Regions from separate parts of the Homo sapiens genome. Here region 1 is linked to region 2. A link is a loop called in an ENCODE intact Hi-C map of the cell type or tissue named here. Cell type or tissue: MCF 10A. All regions are shown on one strand. Each heading gives the region's core, and the rest is flanking DNA. Links, peaks and the distances in the headings are about the cores only.

Region 1 (10,064 bases), core at 1,227-9,226, 56 kb before region 2:
TCTTAGGCTAAGTGGGCCTAGCCTCCAATCTGAAACAGGAACAAAAAGGATATCCTTTAAAATGTTAAAAGTCATCTGCAACCTCATATCATTGATTGTTTTACTCAAAACTATATTTAAACTAATAGGCACTCTTTTCAACTCCAGAAATTTCCAAAGGCAGAAAGAAATGCTAGATTTAGAGTCTACTTAATTTCCCTCTGGTAGCTTCACAACTCCAGATTTGGGGTGGGGGAGGTATAATGAGGTAAGTTGAGTGCTGCTCTAAAAAAATTAAAACATGGTATATTGAAGATTACCCCAGTATACTAAGATAGCCTTTTATCTTTGCTTTTAACGTCATTTGTGAATCTAACATTTGTGGCTGTCAGTAGCTTAGTTTTCCTCACTTAATTAAAGTTAATTAAAAATTTTGAGAAACCCATCAGAACCTTAATAAGAGCGAGTGCTTATGATAAGCAGTCTGCAGCGTTTGGCCAGGCTTACTTACCAGTTCAGTGGTGTGCTTTCAGACCACAGCCATGCAAGTCAGTTTTATGTTTCACAAAAGTACAAATAATTACATTACAGACTTCAGTTATCATTCATAAGTAGTCAAAATAAGTATTCAAATGTTATGTCTACAAAAAAATTTATTATTAGATTAGAAATAGCTAATTTAGTTTCCAAAATGAGTTCAAAGTAATATAGTACAAATTATGAATTGTATCAAAAAAGTAGTTATCAGAATCTTTCTCTCACTTAATTTTATTAGAGGGGGTAATTTTATTTTTCTAGTTACAAATTGCCACGTTGCTACAGATGAAAGGGTCTCAAACTGAATTTGAGCAGCAGGAACGGTTGCTTGCCATGTTGGAGCAGAAGAATGGTGAAATAAAACATCTTTTAGGTGAAATTAGAAATCTGGAGAAATTTAAGGTATGTATAACAGTTAAAAAAACACACATCCAAATTTTGATTTGAATATCTTAAAATTTGGTTTGTTTTTTAAGTTTAAATTATTAATAAATATCTTGTGGGAGATACTTTGAGACTAAGTAAATGGCTGTTTCTCCTTATACTTAAACATCCATTGGTGATTCTTGCCTGAAACATAATTCTGTGATGATTGCTAAATGGGTAATTCCATCACTTCTTCTATATTTATTAGTTGGAATTTTAGTAAAGGGACAGAAAAGAAAAATCTTTTTCCTCACTTACTCATTCATTTATATCAGTATAGCCTCATGGATTCTTATTTTATCCTATGAGTTATAATCCATTGCTTGCTTTATTTACTCTGATACTCAAATTGTCCCAGATTTGATAGTCGAAGTGCTCTTACTTGAATATTTCCTTACTCTATGGCACAACAAGGGTTTCCTAGCTCACCTGGCCCACTTCTGGGATTAGCATTTCTTCAAGGAACATTGGTTTATTTTAGTTGAGAATGGTATTTGTGTAAGCATTTGTGTGTGTGTGTGTGTGTGTGTGTGTGTGTGTGTAAGAATTCACCCATGTTTTCTAAATAAGTAGGCAGTTGTCCCAGAGTCATTTGTTAAAAAATCAATCTTGATCCCAGTGATTTGAGTTGACACCTTTATCATACATCAAGTTTCCATATATACTTGAGTCTGTTTCTAAATTTTCTGTCTACGCCATTGGTCTGCTTCTCTGTGTGTCTGTACCACACTGTTTTATTAATTATAAAGGCTTTTAAGTATGTTTATCTGGTAGGACTATTTCCTCACTATACTTTTTATTTTTCAGTATTTTCCTGTCTATTTTTGAATGTTAGCTTTCATTTACAAACATCTTGTCTAGCACCAAAAAAAGCTTGTTGGCTTTCTATTAAAATTGCATGCAATTTAAGATTTTATAAATTGACTTAGGGAACATTGATATCTTCATTAACCTCCTAATGAACTAAAGTTCTAAATGACAAATTTTTGTAAATGTTAATAACCTCTTAGGCATTCTAAATTGTAGCCATTAGTATGTCATAAAATCTTAATTAAGTTTACATAACTTTATTTCTGTGTCTTATAAAAACTGTTGAAAGAACTACAAATTTGGTTAAGTTGGCAGCCTTATGTTTCCATCAGTGGGCTCAGAACTATACTCTGAAAATTATGGCCTTAAATCAGGGGAATTTTATTTATAACCTGAAATTGTTTCAAGTTTTTAAGCAGATTTACCTTTTCTATCCCACTAGAGAAATGTATAGTTTCCATCAGTCTCAGAAGAGCTTGCACTACATTCTTGCCTGGGGTGGGGGGAAGAATCTCAGAAGAGGGGGACACCAGATATAAATGTAAGGCTCTCATCTTCCTTTCATATTTTTCCAGTTTATGGTTTTGTTACAAAGGCCAGAATTTAATCCAGCAGGCATTTGTTTTTCTATTTTCAAAGCCAGGAGAGAGAAGGCAGAGCATGTAGGTAAGGCTAGAAGCCTAGGCCTTGTAGTCAGATTTGGGTTCAGGTTCTCTCTTCTTGGTTTACTTTCATCTGTATTCGGAGCCTGTTTCCTTATCTGTAAGAGAGGAATGTTAATTATTTACCTACTTCAGAAGGCAGATAAATTAAATGGGTAGTTCTTAGCGTAGTACGCCAAGGGATATAAATTCAGGAAGTGATGGTGCTATTATTAATAAACATACACTAACCTTATTTGTTATTTATTTTAAGTAATACAAACTTTTGCTTTTTTAAGAATTTATATGACAGTATGGAATCTAAGCCTTCAGTCGACTCTGGTACTCTGGAAGATAACACCTATTATACAGATTTACTTCAGATGAAGCTGGATAACTTAAAGTAAGTGTCTGGGTTGGTGGATGGAAAGATGAACATGTCACTTGCTTACTATGGTAGTGTCAGTGACTACAAAGTTTTTTTGAAATTGCCAAAGGAAATTTTCCGAAAAGAAAGGTAACAAAAATATCTTTGTGCAGATATTCATGTGTGAATACATTTGAAAGACTATTTCCTCCTTTGTCCATTTCCTTTCAAGAATGCATGAGTATTTTTTAAATTTAACACTACTATTGTTAAGGATTATTTAAATTGTTTATTGTTTCTTTGTTACTAAAAACCCCAGAAAAATGTATTTTTAACTAAGAATTCAAATATGCGATGAAATATTTATACCACTACACTTATTATATGCTGTCTTAATACTCGTTGGTTCTCCTTTTTTATTATCATAGCAAAGAAATTGAAAGCACTAAAGGTGAATTGTCCATACAGCGAATGAAAGCATTATTTGAGAGCCAGCGGGCTCTAGATATTGAGCGAAAACTTTTTGCAAATGAAAGATGCCTCCAGCTTTCAGAAAGTGAAAATATGAAACTGAGAGCTAAACTAGATGAATTGAAACTAAAATATGAACCTGAAGGTATATATGTCTCATATATTTTTGTCTTTTAAATTATGAGTAACCTGAAATTATATCAAATTATTTTCTTACTGTAGTTTTATGCAACTCTATTACAAACTCATTTGTAGTTATATACCTATAGTTAATAAAGCAAATTTATTGTGTAAAATAGGTAGGAAAATTCAGGGAGAACTGGATACTGGGTGTGCCTGAATATAACATGTATCCTTTTTGGATATCTAATTTCATCATACTGTATAGTAGAAACTTGAGATTTGAGACTTTCCCATTTTAAGATTACAGTATTTTATGTCATACCTAATAGTTTAATTATGTTGAAGCAGCTGATGTTTGGAAGCTATACGAGGTAGGACTGTTTATAGAAAATCTAAAGTAATGGAGACTTTAAAAAGGTGGGTCTTTATCTCTGCCTCTGATGGAAGTCTGGAGGAGGCCTTCCAGGACTGGGAAAGCACTCCACGGTATCAAGATTCAGGCTTCTTGTGTTTGTTGGTCTGCTGCCATCCTGTGGAGCAGAATTTAGTCATGCAGCCTCACCTGCTGACAGGAAGGGCTGAGAAATGCAGTCTTGATTCTCAGGGGCCATGTTCCTAACTAAATATTGGGAATTCTTTTATTAAGGAAGAACAGTGAGCCAGGCGTGGTGGCTCGTGCCTGTAATCCCAGCTCTTGGGGAGGCAGAGGGAGGAGGATAGCTGTGCCCAGGAATTTGAGATTTGCTTGGGCAATATAGCAAGACCCCATTCTCCACCAAAATGGGGGGGAAAGGAAAGAACAATGAAACATATTAGGGAATATCTAGCAAGTCTAATGACTGAGCTGGAAAGTAGCCTAACCATACAGTCTCTGCATCTTATATACTACAGAGAGTGAAGTTTACTGTATGTAAATTCAAAAACAAAAGGCCAAGTGTGAAGGAGTCTAAGAATGTGATGGTTCTACAACACCCCTTCCCTAAAAGAGTGTTACATGTTTTAGGTTAAGGATTCTCAACAAGTTTTTGTCCCCGCACTCTGCACATGCCTCAGTCTCTCTTCGTATTGTCTCAGTGAACTGCTATGATTCTCAACAATAGTGGGGAGGTTGCCAAAAATAGGAAGGTTTTTACACAATTTTAAAAGGCTTCTCTTGCTCTTAACTCTTTTTGTTTCTTCCATGATTCTAATAGGCTCCCCTGATTAAGAATTATCCATTATGAATTTCAAACATCTGTTGAACTGAACACAGCAAATAGACAGGAGGCAGGGTAGTGAATCCTGATAATGTGGGTTTCAAAGGAGCAGTGCCAGAAAAAGGGGAAATCATGGTCTAAAAGCAACAATGTAGAGCAAAAACAGCAACCCCTTGTGCTACCAGTGTTCCTCAGACTCCACTAACATTTTGATTTTGAAAATGAAACACATCGATAATGGGCATAGGGAAAAGATATTAGAGCAGTTAATTCAGTGGCTGTGTTTATGACCTGTTTAGATAGAATGATATTAGGCCATGAGGATAGAAGGCATTGCAGTAGTCTTTGATGAGACATGATAGGATTGGACTAGGGAAGTATCCATCATAAAAGTAGTCTGATTCTGCTTATATTTTGTAGGTAGAGCTAACAGGCATATATTACCAATATTCAGAAAGTTTGGCCTATTCTTGTCATTTAATCCTTCTAATACACAATACCAAGTGAAGTGGGTGCTTTTAATCCCCATTTTACAGATAAAATGAAGCTCAGAGAGGTTAAATAATTCCCCAAAGACATGGCTGTCACATACGAGGATTAGGATTCGAACCTGGACTCTGCCGCTGTCTCTTCATCTCCACACTGAGATCTTATGAACCACCTTTTTCAAAACACCAAGAGAGAACAGTGAAGCATTCATGCCTAAAGTCAAAATATTGAATTCCCAAGGAAAAATATATAGCCAAATAAACTTTAAAATATATAGTTTATATAGATTCCATGATAAAGAATAAAAGGTAGAAACAAAGGATGCATTTCAGTGAGGAGATGGTTGCATTTTAAAAGAATGGAAAAAGGTATACATATAACTAGTTCTGGCTTCTTGTGTTGATTGTGTCTTTGTTTTCTTAGATTTTTTCTTTTCCCCACTCGTTTTTATTCTCAGAGACAGTTGAAGTGCCTGTACTGAAAAAGAGGCGTGAGGTGCTCCCTGTGGATATAACCACCGCTAAAGATGCATGTGTCAACAACAGTGCTCTCGGGGGAGAAGTTTATCGATTACCGCCTCAGAAAGAGGAGACACAGTCCTGCCCTAACAGTTTAGAAGATAACAACTTGCAATTAGAAAAATCAGTTTCTATATACACACCAGTAGTCAGTCTCTCTCCTCACAAAAATCTGCCCGTGGATATGCAGCTGAAGAAGGAAAAGAAATGTGTGAAACTCATAGGAGTTCCCGCTGACGCTGAGGCCTTAAGTGAAAGAAGTGGAAACACCCCTAACTCTCCCAGGTCAGTGTCCTCTTTTCCTCCAGGCAGCCAGCAGACCTCTCCATCTCTCCTCTCTCGCTGCATGAACTGTGCTGTCTGTTTCTTTATCTACTTTCTTACAATTGCATGCAGTATAATTCCTCAGTTTCATCTACCTACCTTCAACTTTTCCAGAACTTTAAGAAAGACTAAACTGATTGCAAAGGGAAAGGACTCTTGAATAAGGCAATCACATTAAAAAGTTACACGTTTCTGTTTCATGAAAGGGAATATCACAGTTTAACACATCTCTGAATGTTTTATCAGTTTGAATACATGTACTGTTATTTTTCTCCTGGTTCAAGCATGGCCATGAAAGAAAAATTAACTTACTTTCTCAAAGGGCTTTCCAGTAGTCTAAGAAATTTCAGCCTTCTAGGAAACTTAGGTGAATTTTTTATGTCTTTTGAATTGCTTATCCTAGGCATTCAAAAATGGGCTTCAATACTTATTTTGACATTTTTACATATCAAAGCTAACTCATTTTCATTGTTTCCAAAACTTGAAAGCCTCTAGTTTCTGCATAATTGAGTTTGTGACTAAAAGAAATAGCGTCAGATATGTGTGTCTGAAGGAATTAATGTCCCAAGGGCTTTGTCTTAATAAAAATAATTGAGGTCAGAAGGTAAGAGAAAGTGAATGGAAGGGAAAGGTAAGTAGCAGTGGCTGAGGCTCGAGTTCTGGATGTGCGCAGCAGGAGAAGTGAATGAGGAAATTGAAGAAAGTAAAAGAAAGATGAAGGATGTCTGCATGCAATGGGATTGTTAGAGGCATTTAAAACAAATATCTAGACATTCAAAAAGATGTGCCAATAACTAGCCTAGATTATCTCCTATGAAATGAGATGTTGAAGGTGCTACTAGGGCTACCTTAGTCTTAGAGAGTGGAGACAGATTAATAAGACATTTTACTAATGTGCATTTGAGTAGAGAGAGTAAGACAGCCCTGTTTAAAAGGGCTTATATGTTTTATCTGATTTCTCTCCAAGTCTTCAGTGCTACTAAATGTAATATTCAACAGTAAAAGCACTTTAACAATGTTAGCTGCTATTATTATAAGGCATAGTAATTTTATTACTCCCTCCTTGGATTTTTATAGAATGTTATAACCTCTGAGTCACATAAAATAAAAGCTTACCATTCTTAAGGAAAAAGTAACTTCAAATGAGTATCTGCCACATACCCATGGTTTCAAAGAGTTCTGAAATGAATCCAGCAGATTATGCCTGTTTATATGTGATGCATTGTATAAACATCCTTGACCAGTGTATATTTCTGGAGGTGGATTTCCAGAATTGATAAGTGCCAGCCTTGCTATCTGTATTGTCTTCATTCCTTTTTCTGCCTTTTTTTGCTTGATAAAAAATCACTTAAGCAAATGTATGTGGCTAATTGACTCAAGTAGCACGTTGGAAACTTTTTGTCTTGTTCGTTAAACAAAAAATAAAATACCACAAAACATTTGTGTGTGTGTGTGTGTGTGTGAGTCCATCTGCTAACTTAAAATGTTTCCGACTCTTTGTTTTCTGCCTGTTTAACTTAGATACACAATCCTAAGATAATTTTGGAACAATAAATATGGCTTTTATTGGGAACTTCACTATTGCATGCTTTACAAAACTAATTGGTGTTCTTGTTACCGAGAATCTTTACAGGCCTTTAAGAATCTCTCTACTGTTTATCTTTTCTTTATTCTACTAGTTGAAACTCAATTTTTTAATATGAAACAAATAGACATCTATTCATGCAGCCCAAGATTCCATGTTATTTTTGTCTTGCCTTTTGTATGTCATGTTAACATTAAAATATTGCTGTAACATTTCAGTTTTTGTGTTAGGTGTGCTTATCATGATAGGTGCCCTGTCATATTTTCTTTAATTTAGGGCTTGCCATGACTTTTTAAAGATATTCTTTAGACTTAAAAAATAATTGGCCCAGCGTGGTGCCTCACACCTGTAATCCCGGCACTTTGGGAGGCTGAGGCAGGTGGATCACGAGGTCAAGAGATCAAGACCATCCTGACCAACGTGGTGAAACCCTGTCTCTACTAAAAATACGAAAATTAGCTGCATGTGGGGGTGCGCACCTATAGTCCCAGCTACTCCGGTGGCTGAGGCAGGAGAATCGCTTGAACCCGGGAGGCGGAGGTTGCAGTGAGCCGAGATCATGCCACTGCGCTCCAGCCTGGTGACAGAGTGAGACTCTGTCTCAAAAAGTAATAATAACAATAATTGAGCCTATTGATATAAAAAGACTTTTAGACAGCCAGTGACTTAATATTCTTACAGTATTAGAGTCAACTATATTTTTTTTCCTTGAATACCATGCCTTATTGGAGGCCCATTATACTGGGGGTTTGTTTCTTCAATCCTTCATAACCACATTTGAATTCAGAGTGGATGCTTTAATGCCTGTAGGTTAGCTGCTGAATCAAAGCTTCAAACAGAAGTTAAAGAAGGAAAAGAAACTTCAAGCAAATTGGAAAAAGAAACTTGTAAGAAATTACACCCTATTCTATATGTGTCTTCTAAATCTACTCCAGAGACCCAGTGCCCTCAACAGTAAAGACTTGTCTTTAATAAGAGTACGGTGCCACTTGCCTCAAAAGTTACTATGGTGCTTAAGATTGTCTTGATCTGACATATATCACCTTCTGGGTTATTTACTCATTGTGCCAGGACCTGGCATTTTCATGTGCCTTTGACCAAGTGTTCAGAATTTGCTTGACTCTAACCTGGAGAGCTTCTTAAGTGATGCCCCTTCATGGAGCTTCTATGACAGTGAATAAACTATTAATTGAAGGAAAATGTTATAATTAATGTATCTATTTGCTGCATTGTATATGGATTAAATGATAAAAAACAAGTAATCTACCCTCAGAGCCATGTATTTGAGAATGCTTCAATCATATTTTCCTATGTACTTTTTTTTATAAACTTAGTTTTAGACTATGTTGTAAAAATGGGAAGGTTGTAAACTATGTTGTAAAAATAGGAAATGTGGCTTAAAATATATACATTATATTGTTTCAGGATTTTGTCAGTGTTTAAAGAACCAATGTTCATCTTTGTATTTATATACATGATTTAAATTTTGTCTAAAATTTTAAATAAAACTGCAGTGATTTATCCTTAAATTTCTTACTCTCTATAGGTAACAGGATGTTATCAAAAGGGAGTAAAAAGCACTTTGGGAGGCTGAGGCGGGTGGATCGCTTGAGCCCAGGAATTCGAGACCAGCCTGGGCTACATGGCAAAACCCCATATCTACAAAAAAATACAAAAAATTAGCTGGGCATGATGGTGCACACCTGTAGTCCCAGCTACTCTGGAGGCTGAGGTGATAGGATCATCTGAGCCCAGTAAGGAGGTCGAGGCTGTAGTTGAGCTGTGATCATACTACTGCACTCCAGCCTGGGCAACACAGCAAGACCCTGTCTCAAAAAAAAGTGGGGGAAATAAATAAGAGGAAAAAAGAAACCTCAGGAATTCTTAATTCCCTTATGTATAATTTTATATATAATTTTATGGTTAATTATATGTACATATACAGATGGTCTCTGACATAACAATGGTTTGACTTAATGATTTTTCGACTTTTCAGTGGTACAAAGACAGTATGCATTCAGTAGAAACTGTACTTCAAGTACCCATATGACCATTCTGTTTCTCACTTTCAGTACAGTACTCAATAAATCACATAAGATATTCAACACTTTATGACAAAATAGACTTTGTGTTAGATGATTTTGCCCAGTAGTAAACCAATGTAAGTTTTCTGAGCACATTTAAGGCAGGCTAGGCTGAGCTATAATGTTCATTAGGTTAGGTGTATTAAATGCATTTTTGACTTAATATTTTCAACTTATGGGTATATCGAATTGTAACCCCGTTGTAGGTCAAGGAGCATCTGCATATATACATACATAGATGATAGATAGATAGATAGATAGATAGATAGATAGATAGATTTAATTCTAAACTTTCCAAATACTCTTTCATTTAAATGATTATAGTTTTACAACAATTTCATATATTCTATAGGTAGGAGAATTAGGGTTTTCCAGAGAAATAGAACCAATAGGATGTGTGTGTATATAAAGATTTACTTTCAAGAATTGGTTCACATGGTTGTGGGGGCAAGTCCAAACTTGTAGGGTGGGCCAGCAGACTGGAGACCAGGGAAGGGAAGAGCTGATGAGTTCA
Region 2 (10,064 bases), core at 1,020-9,019:
TTTGGACAAAGGATTAATTTGATTAAGTGTTGGTCGACAGAGCAGTTGGTTGCAAAGTGCAGGAAAGGAGATTTAAAGGCTACACAAAGCTCTGGAGGAGTGAGCCTTGTTCAGGAGATAATATAATGCTAATAAAAAGAAAAGTGACTACATTTACTGAGCACTTACTATAGCTGGACATTAAGTCAAGTCGTGTATGGGCATTAATTTCAGCTGAGCCTCCCAGGAACCCAGTAAGGTAGGGACCATTATTTCTTGCATTCTACAGTCAGAGGAACTGAGGCTTAGGGAGATTCAGCCACTTGCTCAAGCAGGCTGCCCCTGGCTCCTACAGTGCCTTTGTGTGGATTACAAAAAGATATCCTTCCTCTGGTGGGCACAGTGCCAGGGCAGGGTGCAAGCCTTGGCAAGCAGATCGCAGGTTGGGTGCCAGCCTTCACTGCTCTCTTGGCTGGGTGGCCTTGTGCAGGGCACAGCCTGGGCAGTTGTACACTGCAGCCCTAGGCTTGAGGCCAGAGCCAGGAAAAGACAGAACTGGCCTCAAAAGCCACATCTGTCTGACTCCAGAGACAACTAGCTCTTAACTCCTAAGCTTTATCATCTCTCAGGATGGAGACTTCATCTCTCTGAATGCACACAAAAGGGAGGTTAGGGATATGGGGCACACCTGGGAGTAGAGGGGACAGCCTGTGCTCCGTTCCACTGAAGCATCCTAAAAACCCTGCGAGATAGGTACTGTTAACATCCCCATTGTAAGAAAGTGAGGCAGAGAGGTGAAGTCACTTGCCCAAGATCACACAGTAGTGAGTGGCAGAGCTGGGGTTCCTTCTGAACCACTCTGGTCTTTTAATGTGGTTTAGGCAGACGTGTTGGGGTGATTGGACCAGGGGAAGGAGGAAGGAGGGAAGAGAGAGGGAAGGAAGGGAAGGAGATAAGTGGGAAGAGGCAGAGATGAATGAGAGTTAGAGACTGGCGGTGGTCTCTGTGATGCAAAAGAATCTGCACAGAACCCAGTGGCATTTCACCCAGCTTCTGCATAGGGGTTAGACACAGAGCAGCATTGGCTATTTAGACCCTGGTCACTTAATGGATCAGCCTACGGTCCGTATCCTCAAAGGTAAAAGGAGGTAATTATGAAGAGGTGTACCTGTAGAGTAGAGGAGTAGGAAAGAGCATGGGCCTGTACTCCCAGTTCCAGCATTGTATGACCTTGGGCAAGGCAAGTAACCTCTCTCTGTCTGAGTTTCTGTATCTGAAATTTGGAAATAATAAGACTTCTCACTTGCAAGGAGTGTTGTGAGAATTAAAGGAGTAAATGCACATGGAGAACTTAGAATCATGTCTGGGATATAAGTGATTGCTACACATTCGTTCTTATTAGGATCCACACTGATAAGCCACTTCCAGAAAAGTGGGGCCTGCCTACGTTTAGTTCCTCTTTAGGAATAATAACCTTTTTACAGTGGTATCTTCTTATCTTAGCTCCCCACCCAACATTGTGGGGTGGGTAAGAGTGGCACAATAATGCCTACTTTAAAAGTGGGGAAACGGATTCAGAGGGAAAGTGAGTCTGTTTTGTAGCTGTCACCAGCTAGAGCGGGTTTGGAGGAGTCTGGAGACGTAGCTACTGCCTGTTGTGTGGGCAGCAGCAGGGCCAAGGGCGTCATGAAGGACTGGAGCTCACACCGGGGCCTTCCTCCTGGTAAATCTCCTACACAGGTTCCTTCCCTTGCGTAGCCCTCTCCATTGTCCCAATGGTGCTGTGCTGGTCGGGGAGGAGCATGGGCCCAGCTCAGCTGGCCCTGCCTGCAGGAAGCCTCCTGTGGCCCCCATGCATGGCTCCAGCATGTTATCTCCTGTGCTCTCAAAGCACCTGTACCTCCTGAGCCCAGACCATCCATCAGGTCATTGCAGGTGGACCTGTCAGCTTCTCCCATTAGAATACAAGGCCCTGGCTGTCTAATTCTACCATTTGGTTACTGGTTATGGAGCATTACAACATGGCAGGCTCTTCACACACTGGGACTGTCTTTCTTTCTCATAATAATTTGCCATAGATCCCTGGGGTGCCTGAGCTGGGACTCAACCCCAGGCCTGGCTGAAGGAGGGGCTCAGGGTCTCAGAGGCCACAGCTGCCTGGCTCTCCTGCTATCCTGCTCACCAGTGCATCTCTCCTACCTGGTATAGCACCTCACCACACTTCAGGTGCTTAGTATGCAGTTGTTTCTTTTTAATTGTAGCAAAACATGCATAACAAATGATGTAACATTTTAACTGCCTGGTGTACAGTAAGAGGACAGTCCATAGTAAATAGCAGCCTCCTTGTCACTCAGGCTCAATGCAGGGCCTGTGTTGAGGAAAGGTCAACTTTGGTTAATAGAAGGTCTTGGGAGCCAGGCTGAGTCTGAAATAACTCTTGTGGCAGGCAATAGGTTTCTGTGTTGGTTTTGTTTAGCCCAGGTGGGCTGCGTGGGCATGGGATGGACTTGAGGCAGGGAAAGCAGGAAGGAGCAGAGACTAATGAGATCTAGAGGTCTCACCTAGCTGTCTTTCTTTCTGTTTCACAGCCATATACAACTTCCAAGGCAGCGGAGCCCCCCAGCTCTCCCTGCAGATCGGCGATGTGGTGCGAATACAGGAGACGTGTGGAGGTGAGTCACTGGCCCACGCCCCAAGTGCTGGACCCTTGGCTGATGGAAGCCTATAGTACACCCAGGCCCCTCAGCGCTGTCTCTGAACCTGCAACTGTGTGGTCTATTTAAAAACGTTTTGGTAACGCTAGTAATTAGAATTTACTAAACAGAAATGCTTTCTCATTTTAGGAATGTATGTTTCATAGCAAAAGCCTAACTGGGTGGTTCGATGTTTGTTATGCTCTCCATTTGCTTCAGCCATGGGGCTATTCAGCCTGTGACTCTTCCTAGATACAGTTCTTTATTAGTATTAATATCACGATAAAGGGAAATAAGCATCATTAGGGTTTGGAAGGGTCCCATAAATCACACCTCTAATTCCAGGAGAGCCGATGTGCACAGTTGTGTTGTTTGTTTACTGCATGAAGGCACCCAGCCCAGGGAGCAGGAGCTCACTCCCCTCCCCAAGCTGGGAGCCCTGTCTTGGGCAATGTGGTGGCATCTCTTTCTTTCTCCTACAAAGATGCCATTGCCTTGTGAAGCCAGGTGTCTACTGGGCTGCGTCCACCCATGGTGGTGTGCTTGTAGGGAGTGCTTTTTAAAATTTGCACAAAGATGAATGGCCTTGGACTCATAAGTCAGGCAGTTGGAAATCAACATGTCATTGATAAACTTGATATTGGGAGCATGGCTTGGGCATGAGAACCAAATGAGCTGCTGATCTGTTACCTGCAGTCAGGCAGGCTCCCACCCCTCACTGGCCCAACTGGCCTACCACAGTTCCCTCCTACCTGGGCCTGCTGATACCTCCTGCTGCATGGAGGGCACAGAGCCTGGGCTTCCTGTGTCTCGGCAGAGTGGTAGAGGAAGAAGAGAGAGTGTATTGAGCACATAGGCCTGTTCTGCCCCCAGTGAATCCATTAGAGGAGGCCCTGGGGAGGGAGTGACGGTCAGGGAGGAGGCAGGTGTGCCACTGTGAAGGAGTCCTTTCATGGGGAAAGGCGGTCACCTGCAGGAGTAGCCATCTTTGGTCCTTTCCACAAAATAGACACTGTGCTAAGTTCTTTATAACACATGATCCTAGTCACTCCTCACCACAACCCACAGGACAGGCAGTGTCATTTCCAGTGCTGGATTAGCTACATGCAACCTCTTAGGCAACAGAGCCCCTAGCTGGGTCTGCAGATTTGTACAAGGATGCTTGTGTAAACACATACACACACACAGACACACACAAAGACACACACAAACATACATATGTACATATATACACATATGCATACCTGTGCATGTAGATACAACCAAAAAACATACAGAAAACCATTTTGTGGGCAAATAATTTGAAATTTGATATGTCAAGACAACTTTAAAAGGGGTCATGGGGGAAATGAGAACTTTGTTCATCTTCCTTATATTTATTTTATGCTTTAGTATTATTTTTACTTGGGGTTGTAGATGAGGGGATACCGTACACTTTTCAGTGTCCAGGGCCTGCAAAGTTCACACTCCGGCCCTGTTGAAACCTTTTACGCAAGGAGTGGACAAGGCTGGAGGAGAGGGGTGGAGACGCTGTCCTAGAGAATTGAATTGGGTCTGTGATTCCACGCACGCTGCCCCCTGCTCACAGCATAACCCTATCTTTTACAAATCTAGTTCTGCCCAGTGGCAGATAAGCAAACTGTAGGTGACTACCAAAGGCAAAGAATGAAAATAAAAACAGCAGCAACTCTCCTCAGTGCCTCTTTCATGCTACTGGATGCTAATCCTGAGAAACAGGCACGAGACCTCACATTTGCAGATGAGGAAATGGAGGCAGTGAAATGACTCATCTAAGGTTGCACAGTGAGCTAGTGGATTTTTTTTTTTTTTTTTAAGACGGACTCTTGCTTTTGTCTCCCAAGCTGGAGTGCAGTGATGCGATCTCGGCTCACTGCAGCCTCCGCCTCCCAGATTCAACTGATTCTTGCGCCTCAGCCTCATTCGTAGCTGGGATTACCAGCATGTGCCACCACGCCTGTATTTTCAATAGAGACGGGGTTTCGCCATGTTGGCCAGGCTGGTCTCAAACACCTGGCCCTAGGTGATTCGTGCACCTCGGCCTCCCAAAGTGCTGGGATGACAGGGGTGAGCCACCGCACCTGGCCCCAGTGGCTCTTTTCTGATAGCCAAGCCCACACTCTTTCCTCCACCCATGCCTGCCAAAACAATGACAAGGCCTTGGTCATTATTTTCTGTGTCCTACATTGTGAAATCCAGATGAGTATTTTTCTCTTCGTTGTATGCAGTTTCCCTGAATAGAAAGCTTGAGGGAATAAACCTCCCACACAGGCTGCCATAGTCAGAGCCTTGCCAGTACCTTTCCCTGGCCTGGTGCCCTGACCTTTACGAAGGCTACTCTGGTGGACTCAAGCCACCTTTATTCATCTCTGGGACACCTTTATCCTTTCTTTGGTTCTGGTTTTCCATTTCTAATTCAATTAGTCTTATTTTAATGTATCTTTGTAAATTAGTCACAATAACTTGCTGGAAAAAGCTGGATATATTCATTGGTAAATGGCTAATAATTTATTAATTATTTGAAAAGACAGTGTTTGGAAGTCTGCTAGAATGATTCTAGCTATCTGAGGAAATATCATATCTCCTGGTACGCAAATCATTAGGACTTCTCATGCATACACTCATGGCCATGCAGAGTTTTCAAATAGGGGATCCAAAGTCTTCTTGGGGTGCCTTGAGTGGCAGAAGGTAATGGAGCTGGAGGGGGTCTGAGAGCAGGTCTGGTGTTGTCTGCCTTCAGATGGGGTGTATGGTCTGTGATTCTGATTGAAAAAAAAAGATTCCTCTAAAAATATAAAAGGTGTGAAAACCACAATGTTAGTCAAAAATTAGTCAAAACTGTGTAGTAGAAAGAATATGGGTGTACCCGTGAAACCTTCTTACAGAAAACTACTTCAAAACCAAAATCCAGCCAACTGAGAGGTGAATCACAATACAAGAATATTGGATTAAAAATCTGTGATAAAAGGAAATAGTGGCTAATATTGGGTCCAAATGAATCGATTTATAAAAATTGATATTAAAAACAGTAGGAATTTCTTGTAGAAGGGACAAACATAAAAAAGCAGTGTGATTTTTTTCCTCCAACCACTTCCTTCAGTCATATTTGGTTGACATCTTTCCTGAGATTTGGTGGCATCAGAAGACTTTATTTAATCTTATATCCATGTGCTGCTCACCCACTTCTTCCCTTTCACCCATTCAAACAAGACCTGGGGAAGGAGTGAGTTTGGGATGTTTTCTTTCCTATTCTTTGTCTTCTCTACTGAAATAAGCCTAATGATTGGCCAGTCCACTGTACAAATAGTCATGTAGTTGAGGAATGAAATGCCAGATGCCCCTGACATCATGATTTTTATGGCTACCATAAAGAATGTTATTGTTGGGAACCTAGACAATATTTTAAAAAATCTAATAAAGTTGAGACTTGGGAGGAGAATGGAAGATAATAGCTAACTCAATGACATCACTTTCACAACAAAGTCAATGAATATTAATTGGAAATAAAACATGGAATTAAAAAAAATAACCACGTCTATCTTTGAATGCTTTTCATAACAATTTTCATTTTAGAGAAGTTTTCAGGAAATCTTTTTAGTGATAAAGAAACATTGAATCAAAGTTCAAATGTCCCTCAATTTCACTTGGTTTCTTTTTCTTCTGCTAAATACAAATAAGATTAAATAAAATTTTTATTTATATCCCAGCACTTTGGGAGGCAGAGGCGGGTGGATCATGAGGTCAGGAGATCGAGACCCTCCTGGCTAACATGGTGAAACCCCATCTCTACTAAAAATACAAAAAATTAGCCGGGCGTGGTGGCAGGTGCCTGTAGTCCCAGCTACTCAGGAGGCTGAGGCAGGAGAATTGCGTGAACCTGGGAGGCGGAGCTTGCAGTAAGCCAAGATCGCACCACTGCACTCCAGCCTGGGAGACAGAGCAAGCCTCCGTCTCAAAAAAAAAAAAAAAAAAAAAATGTATTTATATAGTATCTTCACCATATGCTCATTTTTATGAGAGTATTTTAAAAACCATATTTTATCTTTTTATCTCTCTGTCATTCTATGTATATAAATATAAACGAAGAGTTGACTGGAATGATATTAATAGTGTTTTTCTGTGTAATGGGATTCAGGATAATTCTTTAAGCTTATATGTTTGTACTTTTCTGTTTAGTTTAAATTCTTTATAATAGCATATATTAGTTTTAAACAAACAAAAAAAAATACAGTCTTTAAGTTGGGCATGATGGTGTGTACCTATAGTCCTAGCTACCTGGGAGGCTGAGGCAGGAGGATCCCTTGAGCCCAGGAGTTTAAGACTAACAAGACTCCATCTCTGAAAAATAAGGCAAAAAAAGTATGAAGAATAAAATAACAATCACTTACATTCCAACCACCTATAATTAATCATTGCCAACACCTGAGGATATTTGCTTCCAATCTACAAGACTGCATTATTATTATTATTATTATTATTATTATTATTATTATTATTATTATTATTATTGAGATGGGGGTTTCTCTTTGTTGCCCAGTCTGGTCTCCAACTCCAGGGCCCAAGCAGTCCTCCTGCCTCAGCCTTCCAAGTACCTGGGATTACAGATGCATGCCACCTTGCCGGGCTTTCAATAGTTTTAAAATCTTCCCCACCACCCCCAATAAAGAAGTGAAAAGAGCACTGGCTTTTGAATTAGAAAGTTATTCCCTGCTTCTGCTACCCACTAGTGGAGTCATCTTGGGTATGTAAGCTTTAGGTTTCTCATCTGTTAAGTGGGTTGTTTTCACCTTGCTCCTGAGCTTCTTATGGGGATAAAATGAGAAAAAGTAAAGAAGCTGTCTACCACCAGCCTGGCTCATAGAAGGTTCTCTGTGTTTGTTAATTCCATCCTCTCCCCTATTATGTAGTGCTGTACTGAAACTGGCAGATGTATATTTTTACAACATGGCCCAGAAGCTGAATCTTTTCCTGGAATGGGTGAGACTAGCCCTTCCTTGCCTATGTACTAAATTTACTCAGCTGAATGAAGAGGGAAAACAGGACCCTAAACTGGAAGCTTAAACAAGGGTGAATTTCACTTTTTATTATAAGGATAATATATTGTTATGATAAAAACTCACATAGTTCAAGATGGTACTCATGCTAGGCCATGCTAAGCCTTAGACATCAAATGCTGACTTCATTGCCCATATTATATCTCTCATGCTGCCTCTTTTATCCAGAGGCGGCATAAACATTCTGTGTTTTAGATGTGGAAAACACAGGTAAGTGTATTGAGCAGTAGGAATTCATCATAGAAGGGACAAACACAAAAAAAAGCAGTGTTATTTTATTTCCCCCCAGTCACTTCCTCCAGTCATATTTGATTGACATCTTTCCTGATATTTGATGACATCAGAAGACTTCAATCTCATATATTGTGCAGCTCACCTACTTCTTCTGTTTCCCCAGTTTGAACAAGACCTGGGGAAGGAGGGAGTTTGGGGTGCTTTCTTTCCAGTTCTTTGTCTTCTCTACTGAAATAAGCCCTCTATGATCAGCTTGTCCATTGTAGAAATAGCCAGGTAGCTGGGGAATGAGATGCCAGATGCCCCTGACATCTTTGTGTGAAGCTCCTGGAATGCACTCATACTGTGTTTGGATGTAGTTTTGGGGTGGAGGAACTGTATCATGCCCTCCTAAGGCAACAACTTCCTACCTCCAAAGGCTGACGTGAGAGAATTGCTTGAGCCCAGGAGTTCGAGGCTGCAGTGAGGCATGATCATGCCACTGCACTCCAGACTCAGAGGCAGAGTGAGATCTTCTCTCTAAAAATAAATAAATAAACAAACAAATAAAATCAGAGGAATGAGGGAGGAGATGGATAGAGCATCCTCTGCTTTGAAAAAATAGCGCATTGCTTTTGTTGTTGCTGTTTTCTAGAAATGCAACTACATACTCTATGTACTATTCTGAGACCTTCTGTTCTCATTTGAAAATATTGGAGTGCTTTCTAAGTGAACACATATCTATTACCACATTGTTGGTTTGGCTGCAAAAGCTTGGCACAAGGAGATTTTGAATGTACCCCTCACTGAGGAGGGCACACCAAGAGCCATAGGCAGTGGCTTCCATGCTAATAACTCCTTTGAGGGTGATCTTGACCTATCCAAATTCTTTGCTTTTAATATAAGTGAGGACATTATAAGCACTTAACATGGAATCTTTTTAAAGCACCACCTTGCAAGGTGATAGTCTTTTGTTCAGGTCTGCTGTAGTGACAGGTCACTTTGAAAAGGACTCCATTTTCTTCAGTAAGGCTGCTCCATTATCAGCAGTGTGTATGTGAAGTTTTCCTCCCTTCTGAGTGAGGATGAGGCTCAGACGTCAGTAAACTTCCATTATGTTTCATTTGCGGCATGTCTATTTGCTTTGTTGTGATGGAAATATGTTGAAATGACTTTAGTGCAAAAAAAAAATGATATTATAAATCCATAGGTCCTGAAAATAAAATAGAAAATATGCCCAACTTTCTCTGCATTATTATTATTTTAATTGATTTTTTTAGAAGAATGGTATCTACTAACTCTTTTGGACACTGGACAAACTCTCTGAGTTTTTAATCCAATTTAAGCCTGATAAGACACTATTATTATTCCCATGAGATGTGAGGCACTATTATTCTCATTTTATAGATGAGGGGACTGAGGCTCAGAAGAAAGTATTAACAGGTCCATGATTGCACAGTTAAGTAGCAGATCTCCAACAAATTCAGACTTTCATTGCAGAGCTCATACTCTTTAAAAATTTTTTTAATTGTATATGTTTAAGGTATACAACATGATGTTATGAGATACATAATAGGTAGTAAGGTAGTAAGATAGTTACGATAGTGAAACAAATGACCATATCCATCATCTCACATAGTTACCCTTCTTTTTTGTTTTTGTTTTGGTGGCATCAGCAGCTAAAATCTAATCATTTAGCAGAAAGCTCAAATACAGTACAATTTTATTGACTATAGATCCCTTGTTGTACATTAGATCTCTAGACTTGTTCTTCCTACATATCTGTTACCCTGTAACCTCTAACCTACGTTTCCCCATTTCATTCCTCCCATCCCCTACCCTCCCTGGTAACCCCTGTTTCATTCTCTATGTCTGTATATTTGACTCTTTTTTTTGTTCCATATATAAGTGAAATAATGCAATACTTTCTGTGTCTGTCATATTTCACTTAGCATAATGTCTTCCAGGTTCATCCATGCTGTGACAAATGGCAAGATCTCCTCCTTTTTAAAGGGTGAATAATATTCCATTGTATATGTATATTACAGTTTCTTTATCTACTCATCCACTGGTGAGAGCACTTGGGTTGTTTCCGTATCTTGGCTAT

The links. A loop is a pair of places that touch in the nucleus more often than their neighbours do. Peaks named below come from ENCODE experiments on the same cell type or tissue, not always from the same donor. Only the 100,000 strongest peaks of a DNase experiment are listed, where the experiment ranks them.
Region 1: it touches region 2 in a loop (6-fold over the local background); 3 of 110 quality-filtered maps call a loop at or near these places.

What each region holds. Positions count from the first base shown.
Region 1 is chr5:169,595,784-169,605,847 of GRCh38, forward strand. SPDL1 (spindle apparatus coiled-coil protein 1) reads left to right here. Exons shown (of 12, transcript NM_017785.5): 8 at 778-918; 9 at 2,693-2,796; 10 at 3,189-3,376; 11 at 5,497-5,842; 12 at 8,277-8,995. The coding sequence ends at 8,424. Among named protein-coding and RNA genes, the nearest start is that of SPDL1, 17 kb to the left of the region's middle. In MCF 10A, for the core only: no CTCF peak of the experiment used is centred there; no DNase peak of the experiment used is centred there.
Region 2 is chr5:169,651,836-169,661,899 of GRCh38, forward strand. It overlaps DOCK2 (dedicator of cytokinesis 2), which reads left to right. Exons shown (of 52, transcript NM_004946.3): 2 at 2,568-2,651. Among named protein-coding and RNA genes, the nearest start is that of DOCK2, 20 kb to the left of the region's middle. RefSeq lists enhancers at 4,542-4,591, 4,892-4,941, 4,972-5,021. In MCF 10A, for the core only: no CTCF peak of the experiment used is centred there; DNase peaks (open chromatin) are centred at 4,436 and 4,916.